2 separate regions of the Homo sapiens genome follow, and region 1 is linked to region 2. The links are chromatin loops, found by intact Hi-C in ENCODE. Cell type or tissue: ascending aorta. All regions are shown on one strand. Links, peaks and the distances in the headings refer to the core of each region. The heading gives the core; the rest is flanking DNA.

The links. A loop is a pair of places that touch in the nucleus more often than their neighbours do. Peaks named below come from ENCODE experiments on the same cell type or tissue, not always from the same donor. Only the 100,000 strongest peaks of a DNase experiment are listed, where the experiment ranks them.
Region 1: a loop joins it to region 2, with 3 times the contacts of the local background. A loop is called at or near these places in 39 of 110 quality-filtered maps.

Annotation. Positions count from the first base shown.
Region 1 is chr6:131,906,022-131,912,709 of GRCh38, reverse strand. All of the region lies in intron 2 of CCN2-AS1 (CCN2 antisense RNA 1), which reads right to left. Among named protein-coding and RNA genes, the nearest start is that of CCN2-AS1, 7.4 kb to the right of the region's middle. RefSeq lists a silencer at 2,447-2,741 and enhancers at 4,778-5,304, 5,305-5,831. In ascending aorta, for the core only: a CTCF peak has its summit at 2,557 (motif pointing right); a DNase peak (open chromatin) is centred at 2,559.
Region 2 is chr6:131,775,569-131,784,382 of GRCh38, reverse strand. It overlaps the pseudogene RPL15P9. Among named protein-coding and RNA genes, the nearest start is that of MIR548H5, 12 kb to the left of the region's middle. In ascending aorta, for the core only: no CTCF peak of the experiment used is centred there; DNase peaks (open chromatin) are centred at 4,872 and 5,708; H3K4me3 peaks cover 567 bases; H3K27ac peaks cover 2,173 bases.

The sequences.
Region 1 (6,688 bases), core at 1-5,000, 130 kb before region 2:
TGAATCAAGTGGGAAGACTCACTCTACCCAATTTCAAGACTTACTTTGCCGACACAGTAAACAGGTTACATGGTACTGATGGAGGGACAGTGACATAAATCAATAGAACAGGATAAAGAACCCAGAAGTACACCTAAGAAAATACACTGAACTGAGTCTTAACAAAGGTCAAAAAGCATTGCAATGGAGGAAAGATAGCCTTTTCAATATACGGTCCTGCAGCTATTGTATATTCATAAGTAAAAATGTGAACCTTGACCTAAATCTCACACATTATATAAAAATTAACTCAAATTTTTGAATCATAGATTTTAAAGTAAAATGTAAACTATAAAACTTTAGAAGAAATCATAGACAAACATTTTCAGGACCTGGGGTTTGACGAAGAGTTCTTAGACATGACACCAAAAGCATGCTTCATAAAAGAAAAAAAAAATGATAAATTAAACTTCATCCAAATTAAAAGTGTTTGTCCTGCAGAAGACCCAGTAAAGATGTGAAAATACAAGCCGCAGACTAAGAGGAAATATTTGCAAACCACATATCTGATAAAGGAGTCATGTCTAGAATTCATAAACACTCTCAATCTGCAACAGTAAAAAGTTAAACTATTCACTTAGAAAATGGCAAAAGACGTGATGAAGTATTTCACCAGAAAGCATACATAAATGTCAAATAAGCACATGAAAACATATGCAACACCTAATCCAATTGTGAAATGCAAATTAGGATCACTATGAGCTATCACTGCATGCCTATTAAATCAAATCAATGAAAAATAATGACAATAATGAAAAATAATGCCTGTAAGAATATGGAAACACTAGATGTTTCACACATCGCGGGTGGTGATGTTAAGTGTTATGGCCACTCTGAAAAACTGTTTGGCAGTTTCTCAAAAAGAAATAAACATTCACTTACTAATCAACCTAGCAATCATCCTCCTGGACATTTAACTCAGAGAAATGCAACTTTAAGTCCATAAAAGAACCTGCATATAGTTGTTCATAGCAGTGTTATATGTAACAGATAAGAACTGGAAATAACTGAAAATGTCCTACAATAGGTGAGTGATTCAGCAAACTGTGTACCTCCAAACTAGAAATATAACTCGGCAGTAAAAAAGCAATAAACTATTGATACACAGCAACTTGGCTTGATTACAGGAAAGTGCACTAATTGGGGGGAATAAAGCCAATCTCAAAGGGTCACATACTGAATGATTTCATTTATATAACATTGAAGCTACAAGCTATTACAGGTTACAAGCTTAGTTTATTCTCTGCATTAGATTTGCATGATTTACTTCTCTGTGTCTCTTTATTAGATGTCATCTCCAGTGCCAATGTCATCCTTTAATAGATGAACAGTTGCCAGGGTTTAACGATGCTAGAGGGAGGAGGTTAGTAGTATTGTAAAGCGGTAGCCCTGGAAGATCCCTGTGGTAATGAAATAGTTATATATCTTGATTGAAGTGGTGCTTATCAAATCTAAACATATGGTAAAAGGACATAGAATTATGCACATGCTTTTTATCATTGTCAATCAACTCCTTGGTTTTGATGATGTAATCACTGGGGAAACCAGGTAAAGGATACACAGAACCTCTGTACTATCCATCTCTGCAATTTCCTGTGAATTTGTAATTATTTCAAAATGAAAGTCTTTTTTAAAAAAAAATCCAACTCACAAGAATAGAGAGAGGATGCGCTTTGACAATTAATATATTTGTGTGCTATGCATGATCGAATTACCTCTTCTTGGTAAATTCAAAGGGCAGGAAGTCCGGGCGTGGTGGTTCATGCCTGTAATCCCAGCTACTCAGGAGACTGAGGCAGGAGAATCGCTTGAACCCAGGAGCGGGAGGTTTGCAGTGACCCGACGTGCCACTGCACTCCAGCCTGGGCAACAGAGCGAGACTCAGTCTCAAAAAAAAAAAAAAAAAAGAAATAATTAATTTAAAAAAAAGACAGGAATCCAATATATTAATTATACTCCTGCTGAATCTCTTTACTGCTTTCTTTATGCCGTAATTCTTATACTGTAGTACACAGATGGTTTCTATTACACTTACAACTCTTTACTAAATTTGATTTAATGATTTACATGTCTATATCCCTCTATCAGATATCAAACCTGGGTCCACACCAATGTCATCTTTGAAATCCCAGTGTTTGGCACAACAATGCATATTAAGAGTTAAATACAGGTTGGTGAATGAATGAGCTATAGTCAAATAAGTTGTACATTCATTTTAAGAAGTGGAAGAATTGGATTTAATCATTCCACAATGTATACACATATCGAAACTTTACATTGTACACCATAAATATATACAATCTGTCATTTGTCAATTAAAATATTTAAAAGAAATAAATGGAAGAATGTAAAAGTGAATAACTTCAGATAATAGCTATGGGAGTTTGGTGTCTTTCTAGGAAATATTTTGATGAATGAAAGCACCTACATTTTAATGACAAGAGCATCTTACTGAGAACGTTCTCTCTCTAGCTGTCCTGGTTCCTTCCCCAAACTGAACAATTCCAAGACTTGCCAGCAGGGGGAGAGCAACTCTTTAGAGATGGCCTCTAACTATATGCTACTCTGCAGCTGTAGGAGTTTCCTATGTTCAATTTTATCTGATGTATAGAGTTAACAATGTTTCTAAAGTGACAACTGTATTTATTGTTGTTGTTTTTAGTATTGCTGTGAAACATAGTCATAACAAACTTGTAAATTCTCCATCTACAATCAGGATTTACCATTTATGCTGTCAACACGTCCTCTTCTTCCTCCTCATTAAAAAAAAAAAATTGTGGTTAACCACAATTTTTAAAAAACCCACATAACATAAAATTTACCATGTTAAACACTTGTAATTATGTGGTTTAGTGGTGTTAACACATTGTTGTGCAACAGATCCCTAGAAAACAGATCTCTTGTAAAAGTGAAAATCTACACCCATTAAACAACTCTCCATTCTCCCAGCTCCTCGTAAGCACCATTCCACTTTCCATTCTAGAAATTTGAGATCTTTGGATGCCTTATATAAGTGGAATCATACATTGTCTTTCTTGTGAATGGCTGATTTTACTTAGCATAATGTCCTCAAGGTTCATCTATGTTGTAGCATATGTGAGATCTTCCTTCTTTTTTAAGGCTGAATAATATTCCATAAATATCCCACATTTTATGTATTCATTTATCTGTCAATGGCCACTTGGGTTGTCTCCACCCCCTGGCTACTGTGAACAATGCTGTGAACATGGGTATGCATCTACTACGTCCTTTGAAGTATGGAATCAATATGCACACCCAAACGACTTTTGCCCCAATTCTTTTTTTTTTTTTTTTTGAGACAGTTTCACTCTTTTTGCCCAGGCTGGAGTGCAGTGGTGTGATCTTGTCTCACTGCAACCTCCTCCTCCCAAGTTCAAGCGATTCTCCTGCCTAAGCCTCCCAAGTAGTTGGGATTACAGGCATGTGCCACCACACCCGGCTAATTTTGTATTTTTAGTACAGATGGGGTTTCTCCATGTTGGTCAGGCTGGTCTCGAACTCCCAACCTCAGATGATCCACCCACCTCGGCCTCCCAAAGTGCTGGGATTACAGGCAAGAGCCACCATGCCCAGCCTCCAATTCTTTATTTTTTTGAGACAGGGTCTCACTCTGTTGCCCAAACTGGAGTACAGTGGTATGATCATGGCTCACTGCAGCCTCAAACTGCTGGGCTCAAGGGATCCTCCCACCTCAGCCTCCTGAGTAACTGGGACTACAGGTGCACACCACTATGTATGGCTAATTTGCTTTTGTATCTTTTGTAGACATGGAGTCTTGCTTTCGGGCTTAGGCTGTGTCTCAATTATTAACTTCACAAACAACTGATGGAAAGAGGTAAAACTGGACCTATTATTCTCTGAAATGTTAGATTTATGTCAATTGTATTTCACAAAGTGTAGACCACTAGCCTCAGAATTACCTAATGTGTATTTATAAGGAAGAGCTACAGACTGTCGTGAGAGTGATGGGCAGGATTCTACCTGTCAGTAGGGTTTACTGAGTTTTATAGACAGTAATGGTAGAGAACCACAGCCTCAAGCCAAGTTTCCCCAAGCAAACCATAATTAGGTTCATCCAATCAAAGGGAGAGAGGCCAAAGTGGGTTTAAAATGACACATTGTATTATAAGAATGAGCATAGCAGAAGAGTGGCTTATACTCCCTCTTAATTAGAGAAACATCTAAACCTCCTGAAATAAACAGGAGATTCTGAATGTGACAAGCAGAGCCAGAATTGTCTCTGAACTCTGCCCCCCAGCTTTTCAGAACCCTGATTTTTCTCACTAATTCCCTCAAATATGAGGAAAAGCAAATTGACTATATAGGTTTACCTATTCCTTTTCCTGACTACTTTGGGATGGAAATCAGTTGTCTTATTTAGCTAATGCTGCATAACAAATCATATGTCGATTTATTGGCTTTTCACAATTTCCTATTTTTCACGATTCTGTGGCTTGTCTGGGCTCATATAGGTTGTTTTTCTTATGGGCTTTTCTGGGGTCACTTGTGCCGCAGCAGTCATCTGGTAGCTCTATTGGGACTGGAGAGCATAAAATGGCCTTACTCTCTCATATGAGAACTTGGTGCTGGCTGTGAGCCTGGACCTCTCTACTGGATAGTCTCTCATCATTCAAGTAGTTTAACCTGAGCTTTTTTTCATAGTGGTAGGAGCTCCATTTTCGGAACCTAAAGCAGAAGCTGCAAACCTCCTAAGGATGCCTTATAAAATGCAAAATGTCACTTCTGCCACATTCTATTTGCCAAAGCTAGTCCCAAGGCTAGCCTACATTCAGAGGATGTGGAAACAGGCTCTGCCTGTTGATGGGGGAGCAGCAAAGTCACTTTGAAAAGGAGCATGCAGAATGGAAAGATAAAACAATCGCTACAGAAAATGGTAACATGATGGGAAAACTGGTGAAACAAGGAAAGGGAAAACAAGGACAGGTACAGTGGCATGCACCTGTAGTCCCAGCTACTTGGGAGGCTGAAGCAGGAGGATTACTTGAGCACAGGAAAAAAGTAATAGAAAACAGAGTTGACAGAGATGTGTTATCTCCTCGGTAGGTGATAAATAAATGGGCCAAAGTATAAGAGCACTCAACACAGGAATTATTTATACCTCAAATGAAGAGGAACTTCATATGAGACACAATTCCGGAAGAGGAAAACAGCTCAGATACCATGGAAAGTCTGAGGACAACCTCAATCCATCTTTTCTTCTACCCCTAACTTTCATGCACGTCCCTGTGAAGAGACCACCAAACAGGCTTTGTGTGAGCAATAAAGCTTTTAATCACCTGGGTGCAGGCAGGCTGAGTCCGAAAAGAGAGTCAGCGAAGGGAGATAAGGGTGGGGCCGTTTTATAGGATTTGGGTAGGTAAAGGAAAATTACAGTCAAAGGGGGGTTGTTCTCTGGCGGGCAGGAGTGGGGGTCGCAAGGTGCTCAGTGGGGGTGCTTTTTGAGCCAGGATGAGCCAGGAAAAGGACTTTCACAAGGTAATGTCATCACTTCAGGCAAGGACCGGCCATTTACACTTCTTTTGTGGTGGAATGTCATCAGTTAAGGTGGGGCAGGGCATATTCACTTCTTTTGTGATTCTTCAGTTACTTCAGGCCATCTGGGTGTATATGTGCAAATCACAGGGGATGCGATGGCTTGGCTTGGGCTCAGAGGCCTGACATTCCTGCCTTCTTATATTAATAAGAAAAACAAAACAAAATAGTGTTGAAGTGTTGGGGCGGTGAAAATTTTTGGGGGGTGGTATGGAGAGAGAATGGGCGATGTTTCTGAGGGCTGCTTCAAGCGGGATTAGGGGCGGCGTGGGAACCTAGAGTGGGAGAGATTAAGCTGAAGGGAGGTCTTGTGGTAAGGGGTGTTATTGTGGGGTTGTTAGAAGAAACATTTGTCGTGTAGAATGATTGGTGATGGCCTAGATACGGTTTTGGATGAATTGAAAAACTAAATGGAATAACAGAAGGAGAAAAACAGGTATAAAAGGTCTAAGAATTGGGATGACTCAGGATATCTGATTAGAGAGTGCCTAAGGAGATTCAGCATAGTCCTGCCAGCAAAGATTATTTATTTACTTCAAGAGTTAAGAGTGGCAGTTTGGGGATAGCACCAGGAGATATCAGCTGTGATGGCTTGGAAGAATAGTGTAAACAAGAGCAGGGCATGTATGAGTAGTTGAGAACAGTGAATAGGAGTATGACTAGACAGAAGATAGCAGGGATGACAAGTTTTTTTGGGGCACAGTCTAAGTTGGTCTGGTGTCTGGAATGAGACTGGGCCTAATAAAAAGGAGCATCTATACAGGAGCTCAAATGGGCTGTACCCTGTAGCATTCTGAGGACAGGCCTGAATTCTGAGAAGGGAAAGTGGTAAAAGTATTGTCCAGTCCTTTTTAAGTTGGTGGCTGAGCTTGGTGAGGTGTGTTTTTAACAGACCGTTTAGTCCATTCTACTTTTCTTGAAGACGGAGGACCGTAAGGGATATAAAGGTTTCACTGAATACTAAGAGCCTGAAAAGCTGCTTGGCTGATTTGACTAATAAAGGCTGGTCTGTTATCAGACTGTATTGAGGTGGGAAGGCTAAACTGAGGAATTATGTCTGACAGAAGGGAAGAAA
Region 2 (8,814 bases), core at 1,902-6,901:
AACTGTATTTGAAGATATTTCTGGTCTCTTCAGTTTCTCTTTTTTGACTATAGCTGTGCTGATCTTTCTCAACTCTCTTCAAGGCACATTGATATGGTTTGGCTGTGTCCCCATCCAAATCTCATCTTGAATTATAGTTCCCATAACCCCCATGTGTTGTGGAAGGGACCCAGTGGGAGGTGATTGAATTGTGGGGGCAGATACTCCCATACTGCTGCTGTCATGATAGTGAGTTCTCACAAGATCTGATGGTTTTATAAGGGGCTTTTCCCCCTTTGCTCAGCACTTCTCCTTCCCGCTGCCATGTGAAGAAAGACGTGTTTGCTTCCCCTTCCACCATGATTGTAAGTTTCCTGAGGCCTCCCCAGCCATGCTGAACTGTGAGTCAATTAAACCTCTTTCCTGTATAAATTATCGCAGCCTCAGGTATGTCTTTATTGGCAGTGCAAGAATGGACTAACACACACATGAAGCTACTACTACCCACTTCCACATAAAAATCCCTGCTGCAATTGGGGCTACTGTCTGCCAAGGTCTGTCTGGTTTATGTAGGGGCCATGCGTTTCATTTGCCAGTAAATTAAAGAACATAAAAGGGGCTACCACCCAGGCATCCTTTGGATCTTTAAGGGTGGCACTAACTTCTGCAATTCCCTTGGTGTGTGAAATTGCTTTAGGTGTACTATATTGCGGTGGAGGCAGTTTCAGAGACTTCCACCTGGGCTTCCCACTGTATGATAGCTTTTACTGCACAGGTGAAAAACTCCAAATGAGTATTCTGACAACTACCAAGTATGTCCACTCCTATCATGCATTCAGAGACTGGGGAACTGGACACTTTGTCAATCCATGGGCTCCAGGTGAGTTGGACACGAGCCAGGATTCCACCATTGCTTGGCCTCCCATATACCCCTACTCTGCTAGAGTGGCCATGATGGGGCTTCAAGTCTTTGGCTGTCAATATCAAGGAAGACTTTAGGTTCAACAGTTCTCAAAATGTCAAGGTATATCCATTTCTTCAGAATATAGTTGCCTGTGTAAATGGCTGTAGATCCCTTTGAGAAGGAACGAGGAAGAATCATTAATATATCCACTTGCTGTGGTGTTATAGTGATCCATCCTTATGGGGACCAAGCCACTCCATTAGTCAATGAATTTTGGGTCTGAAAATTGGCTTAGGTCTGGAATCTAAACTGGAGACAGTGACATTTTAATTTCTGTATTCAACCTCCTGATTATCCATTCTTGATTTCTTTTGTAGTTTAGATGGAATGATACCCTTATTGTCTGCCCACTTATCTTGCCCTGGGAATACCATGCACTGTTAACCATATTCATAGCTCTTGGTGGCTCAGGCTCTTAAGATTGCCATTCCACAGTGTGGGTCATTATCATAATTGCACCCACCTGGCTTCTGAAGCTTCAGTGCCACCACCTGGCTTCCATTATTACAACAGCTTTCTGGGATCCCAGTTCTGTAAAGCTTCTCCTATCCTCAGCCCTGAACTCCAGCGAAGAACATCACTGAACTCCACAACTCTGGCTGGCATCCTCTCACTAGTATATTCCTTATGGGTCTGGCAAACTGCTTCCTTGGCATTCCCACAGAATATAGCCAGTTGGTGAACTTTTTGGCCTTACATTGTATATCCTGCCACTGCAGCCTGCCTGCTACCATGAGCCTCTTGATCCCCTTGCTCAACTTTGTACCGTGGAGTTGTGGAATTTCAAATAAAGTGAGCGTGAGCCATCATTTTCCCAAAGTTTTCAAAGCCAGCCTAGCAATGCATTAGCATCATCTTCAGTGGATCCTGCCAGTGTTAAATCCTGTGTTAAGGAAGAGGGCTGCCATATTGATAAATTCTTTATTGTATTGAATATTGTCTATGATATTCAATTCCCCTTAATTCAGCACACCCAGAATCCAGTTCCGTAATTTCTCCCCAGAGACTCTGGCATATGGGAACTGTATCCTGTGTCTCATTTGGTCTAAGTCCTTTTTCTCCCCTCGCAGGCCCAATGCTCACACAACTCAGCTGTGTTGTCACTTGACCCTACTTATTGGTCTGGCTGACAGGGGACAGGGAGCTACATCCAGAGGTGGGCATGTGTTTTTTTTTTTTTTTTTTTAAGGTCTCAGCTCATCTTCAAGGTGGTGGGTACTAGTCTTGAAAAAGGAAGAGTGGGCCCAGTTCTGCAGGTTTGGAGTCCTGTTTTCTAGCAGAGAATAGGTAGCTTTTGAAGGGTATTCAAAAGCTGAGATGTCTTTGTCTGAGATATGGGGCCCGGACCCCTGGCAGAACAAGACATTGTGTGATACTTCATATGATAAGTCGTTCCTTAATTCTTTGGTCATTTCTGGGAACAGCATGAAGCTATATTTTTGACCTTTTGAAGCAACAGCAGGGAAAGTTGTTACTTGTATTACCTTACGCTTTCAGTGTTTCACATCCCTTTTCATTCTTCTCATGATATCACTTCCTATCACATGCCAAATACATCCTAAGTACTTCTGTGTCCATCTGTTTCTGTGGAACCCCAGAGCAGTCATAAAACATATTTAAAAATCGTTGTTTATTAGGCTCCAGAGTGTTTGGAAATCTGTTTCCTAAATATATTTATTCACACAAGTTCCTCCTTTGGTTACAGATATTTTGTTAGATTTGTGTTTGAGGAGTGGGTGAAAAGAAGGGGAGTGGTAGCAGGAAAGAAGGAAAGAGTATGGTTAGGTTGTGCCCAGGATCCATGAATCCTAAATGGACTGCATCCAAAATGAATTATTTCGGGGGCTTCTGCAGCTGTTTGTAAATACAGGTAGTTAAGGAAGTAGCATGATATGGTGAAAAAAGGATTTGGAATCAGAATGCCTTTACTGAAGTCCTAGTTTCTCTATGGAAAGTGGGATGACTGTAGTCAAGTCATTTGACTTCTTTCTGTTGTGGTTTCCACATTTGAAAAAATGAGAATAATAATACTACCTGCCCTGCCAATTTCAAAAAGAGCTATTTGAAATATTAATTAAGATTCTGGACATGCCTTTCCATCTGGTGGCAACCATCAGGTAAGCCAAGGTGGGTGCATACAAGTACATCCGGGAGCTATGGAGAAAGAAACTGTCTGATGTCATGCACTTTCTTCTGAGGGTCCGCTGCTCAGCTGAGTACCACCAGCTGTCTGCTTTCCACAGGGCTCCCCACCCCACCTGCCCTGATAAAAGCACGCCGACTGGGCTACAAGGCCAAGCAAGATTGTAGGATTCGTGTTCGCCGTGGTGGCTGAAAACGTCCAGTTCCGAAGGGTGTAACTTACGGCAAGCCTGTCCATCATGGTGTTAACCAGCTAAACTTTGCTCGAAGCCTTCAGTCCTTTGTAGAGGAGCGAGCTGGACGCCACTTTGGGGCTCTAAGAATCCTCAATTCTTACTGGGCTGGTGAAGGTTCCACATACAAATTTTTTGAGGTTATCCTCATCGATCCATTCCATAAAGCTATGAGAAGAAATCCTGACACCCGACGGATCACCAAAAACCAGTCCACAAGCACAGGGAGATGCGCAGGCTGACATCTGCAGGCTGAAAGAGCCGGGGCCTTGGAAGGGCCATAAGCTCCACCACACTACTGGTGGTTTCGCTGGGCAGCTACTCCCTAGCTCCGCCGTTACCGCGAATACAAGTAAAGTTTGTACAATTCATACCTAATAAACAATTTAGGACAGGAAAAAGAAAAGATTCTGGACATGAACACTTTGTAAATTTTAAGGGACCATTTAGGTTGGTGATGATCTTCCTGTTGCAATTAGCATTGAATAGTTATAAACTAAAGGCAAACTATTCCTAAAGGGTGAATTTGCCACTTGAAGTGATGGTTTCTTTCCTATAAAATTTCTTGCGTTTTATTTTTTAATATTTCAAACTAAATAAATATTGTCAAATGAAACCTGGAAATATTTTATGTTTTAAATTAATAATCATTTCTAGTTTCATACCATGAATATTGAAAAAAAGTTTTTATATCCTCAAAAAAAAAAATCTACAGGGTATAACCACAGAGAAGGCAAACTGGTTTTTCCTATGCTCCTAAGCACATTCTACCCAGAGGGATAGCTGTATAAGTTTGTAGACATATCTGAGGATCCAAAGTAAACTTCTAAATATACAGAACTCCATTCAAGAAAATGATACTTTATTTTAAAGTAAAATTTGAGTTTAAAAATAAAAGTGTTTTTTAACAAGTTCCGTGCTGAGATAAACAGGCCTGCCCTCTCTCCACCTCTCCCCACTATAATTATCTTCGTTCCCCCAAAAATCACATAAGGTTTCTTTCTTGCTTAACATTACTTCTTTCTGCCTCATCCCGGCCTATTCTCACTTCCTTTGGGTCTGTTGCTCCCAGGTGACATGTAGTTTTCAGGTAATAAGCAATATTTAACTATCCTTTCTTAAGGAAGATTCTGGATATTACTTGATTCCCTTTCCTCACTTTCAATATCTCCTGTATCTGCTGTTTCTTTCTTTCCAAAAATGTATTATTATTATTATTATTATTATATAATATACATAAAGTAATTAGACCCAATAATAGTTATTATTATTAGGAATAACTATTTTGCTGATTTAAAATTACTCTTTAACTAATAGTAGAAAGAAATCCTTGAAAGATATTATCCTACTAAAGAAACAGCACGTTGAAATAATTCTCTTGGATATATAACAAGCTTGCAATGAAAAACAAGCTTATAAAAATATAATCCCTTGGCTTGCCTAGCATCCTACCTGCCCTGCCAAAGAAAAGAAAATGTGCTTACCAAATCAAATTATTCCAGTTGGTTGTTCTTCTTAACCAAATCACTGGCATAACTGCCAAATCCATTCCCTTGGGCGGCCTGCCACACACTCCTAATAGAACCAAATGGAACCAAAACACTGGACATGTTAACAAAGGTGAAACCAAGACAGAACAGGGAACTGGACAAATCCATTGTTCCCCTAAGCCCAGGGGGAAGAGGGCCCCTGCTGAGATCACCCACATTTGAGACCTATGATCCTCTGTGGGGGATGTTAGACTTTCAAAGAGGCATGTGTTTTCTTTTTGTTTGTTTGTTTGCTTGCTTTTATGAAACAGAGTTTCGCTCTTATGATCCAGGCTGGAGTGTAATGGCTCAATCTCGGCTAACTGCAAACTCCACCTCCTGGGTTCAAGCCATTTTCCCACCTCAGTCTCCCAAGTAGCTGGGATTACAGGCACCCGCCATCATGCCTGACTATTTTTTGTATTTCTAGTAGAGATGGGGTTTCACCATATTGACCAGGCTGGTCTCGAACTCCCAACCTCAGGGGATCCGCCCGCCTCGGCCTCCCAAACTGCTGGGATTACAGGTGTGAGCCACTGCGTCCGGCCACATGTGTGTTTTGGAAACAAAACATATTCAATATTGTGATAAAAGTATATAGTTGGAAAGCCAAATAAAAGTGCTTATTTTGAAATTTCAAATCATTTATTTTATTTTATTTTTTCCCAAGGAGGGCATGGATTTTGAAATATTGAGAAATGCTATCCAGATTTTTTTTTTCTTTCTACTTCTTATGAGAACTTGCCTGATGTTCTTGGCAGAGCTAAGGTCTGTATTGACGGTGTCAAAACCCATCAGAAAGTTAAAATCATGTATGCTACCAGCTTCACAGGGTGCAAGGGGGAGAAACCCAGCCTCCATAGGATCCATGGCCCAAGGCACAGAAGCTGATGGCATTTGCCTCTACCCTTCTCATCCTCAGTCTGTCTGTTTATGGAAACTGTAATTTCAATGCCCATGGTGGCACATGAAGCTCAAGTCATGTGCCTAGAGGGAGCAGAGGGAGCTCTGGATAAGTCTGGATACAAGGAGAGTTGCCATCCCAGGACAGAGTGATTTTCCACACCAATTTCCTGAGAAAGAAGAAGGAAAGAGAGGGATGAAGGGGAAGGGAAACTTGGCCACATTTATCACTGTGGGCTCATTTAAGCCTTTTGCTAAGTAAACATAGAAAAATACAGTGAAACCAGACTTCATTACTATATCCAGAAAGTATTTTACATGATTAACTGCTTTTTAGTCTCCAAATCCTGGAAGGCAGCTCTGCAGAATGCACTAATAGTTCTCAGAAAACCCATAAGAAAGTTAAAAGTACATATGTTAGTGGTGTCAGGAAATATTAATGCATACGTGTTGTAATGGTTTTTATTGTTTTTTAAAAATTATTTATTTATTTATTTTTTGAGACAGAGCCTTGCTCTGTTGCCCAGGCTGGAATGCAGTGGCACTATCTTGGCTCACCACAACCTCCACCTCCCGGGTTCAAGCGATTAACCTACTTCAGCTTCCCTCATAGCTGGGACTACAGGCATGCACCACCACACCTGGCTAATTTTTTTATTTTTAGTAGAGACAGGGTTTTACCATGTTGGCCAGGCTGGTCTGGAATTCCTGACCTCACGTGTTCCACCAGCCTTGGTCTTTCAAAGTGCTGGGATTACAGGTATGAGCCACTGCACCTGGACAAAAATTCTTTATTTTAAATATTTGTGGGTACATCATGTTGTAATGTTGGTCATTCCATACAGAGGAATAAAGATGGAAGTCTTTACCATCTTTATCAGAGTAATCATTTGGTAATTGACAAAAAGGATAAAGAATTGGCCAGTTTCTATACCTGAGATTTACTGAATATTTGAAGTTATTATTGGAATCAGTGGTGATTTCTGAGAAGTGAAGGCTAAAGATTTTATGGTCCCTGCATTCTCTACTCAAAAACAGAGCACTTGCTTTACGCAGACTTGTCTTTCAAAGACCCTGAGGATCCCCAGCTTGAGAAAGTACAGATTTGAGGGCGGAAGTCTCCCTAGCCGAGGCCACAATCATATCTATGCACACAATAGCCTAGACTCTGATTTCAGAAACAAAGTTACTAGGTTCCACAGTCCCGCCATTAACCAGCAGATGCTGAAATTACATAATTACTATATTAGGAATGCCTTTGCTTGGCCTAACACTTTACTATAAAATGCAAATATACTTAAGAGGGATGATAGAATATATTTCATCTAGTATTTGTATTTTAATGGAAAGAAGTTTATGACAACTCAGGAGCCAGTTCTGATAAGCACAGGGAGACAGGATGAGGGCACTGAGCATCTGAAATGACTGTGACGTAAGAGGGCACACACAGAGGGCCCCGTGGACTATGGAATCATTTTGCTCATTTATTCCCCAGCCTTACTTTATTGCACTCTAGCCCTGACAGCATTCTTCTCTTGGGATAGCATAAGTTATCTGGATAAAAGAAAGAGACAGAAACTTGTAAAACAAAACAAAACAAAACAAAAGGTAAACCAAGACTCCCCATGTGATGAGGCAAGTGGAACAAGCTGGAACATCCCTTGGCCAATAGAGAATAAAGAAAACCCACAATAGGAAGGGTGTGGTGGCTCATGCCTGTAATCCCAACACGTTGGGAGGCCAAGACGGGAGGATCACTTAAGGCCAGGAATTCAAGTCATTTCAGATGCTCAGTGCCCTCATCCTCTCTCCTTGTGCTTATCAGAACTAGCTCCTGAGTTGTCATAAACTTCTCTCCGTTAAAATACAAATACTAGATGAAATATATTCTATTGTCCCTCTTAAGATTATTTGCATTTTATAGTAAAGTGTTAGGCCAAGCAAAGGCATTCCTAATATAGTAATTATGTAATTATGTAAAACATGGCGAGACTTCATCTCTATTTTTAAAAAGAGAGAGAGGAATAGAAAACCAAATACCACATGTTCTCACTTATAAGTGGGAATTAAATGATGAAAACACATGGACACATAGAGGGAACAACAAACATGGTGATCTTTCAGAGGGTGGAGGGTGGGAGGAGGGAGAGACTCAGGACAAATAACTAATGGGTTCTAGGATTCATACCTGGGTGATGAAATAATCTGTACACCAAACCCCATGATACAGTTTACCTATGTAACAAACCCGTACTTGTACCCCTGAACTTAAAATGAAAGTTAAAAGAAATAAAAAATTAAAGTAAAAAATAGAGAGAAGGGGACCAAGGAGAAAACCCACAATAAGTGGCTAGGCACCCCTGAAGAAAGGTGGTACAGAAAGCACCTAAGAACACACACAACCTTTGTATGAAATGATGTTACCTATTCCCAAGGAATTCAGGCAGCCCTGATTTCTGCCACGTCCCAGCATTCTCTCTGCCCCTACCCTCCTAAGCCTGTCTTGTCCACACCCTTCCACCACACAGTGTGCTCTGCCCCAGTGACCCTTGAGTTCCTGGGCCATCCTCCTGGGGCACTGCTTTCAGGAAACTGTGCTCTTATTTAGTATCAGCATGGGGGTTACCCAGAAGACCTAACCAGGACTAACAGGTCAGAAATAGGCTGAATCTCACCAGGTCCTTCAAATTCTCACGGTTCTTCAATCTTCCCACCCCATGTCTACCAGCACCATCAAGGCTCGTATGCCCATTTCTTATGGGTGTCCGTCCATGACTTAGACAGATAGAAATTGGGAGCCTACTACATGGCCAGCCCTGGGAATGTAGGTGGGACCAAACAAGACACAAACCCTTGTCTTCCTGGTATTATAGTTTAGTGGGAAATACAGGCAGTAAGTAAGATAAATAAAAAGTAGTAAGCAGTAAGCTGTATGGAGAAACATTAAGCAGGGAGGGGTAGAAGACATGTTAGGGGGAGGTGATTGCAATTTTTAATTACGATGGTTAGGGGAAGTCTCACGGAGAAGGCGACATTCCAGTAAAGACCTGAAGGAGGTGAGGAA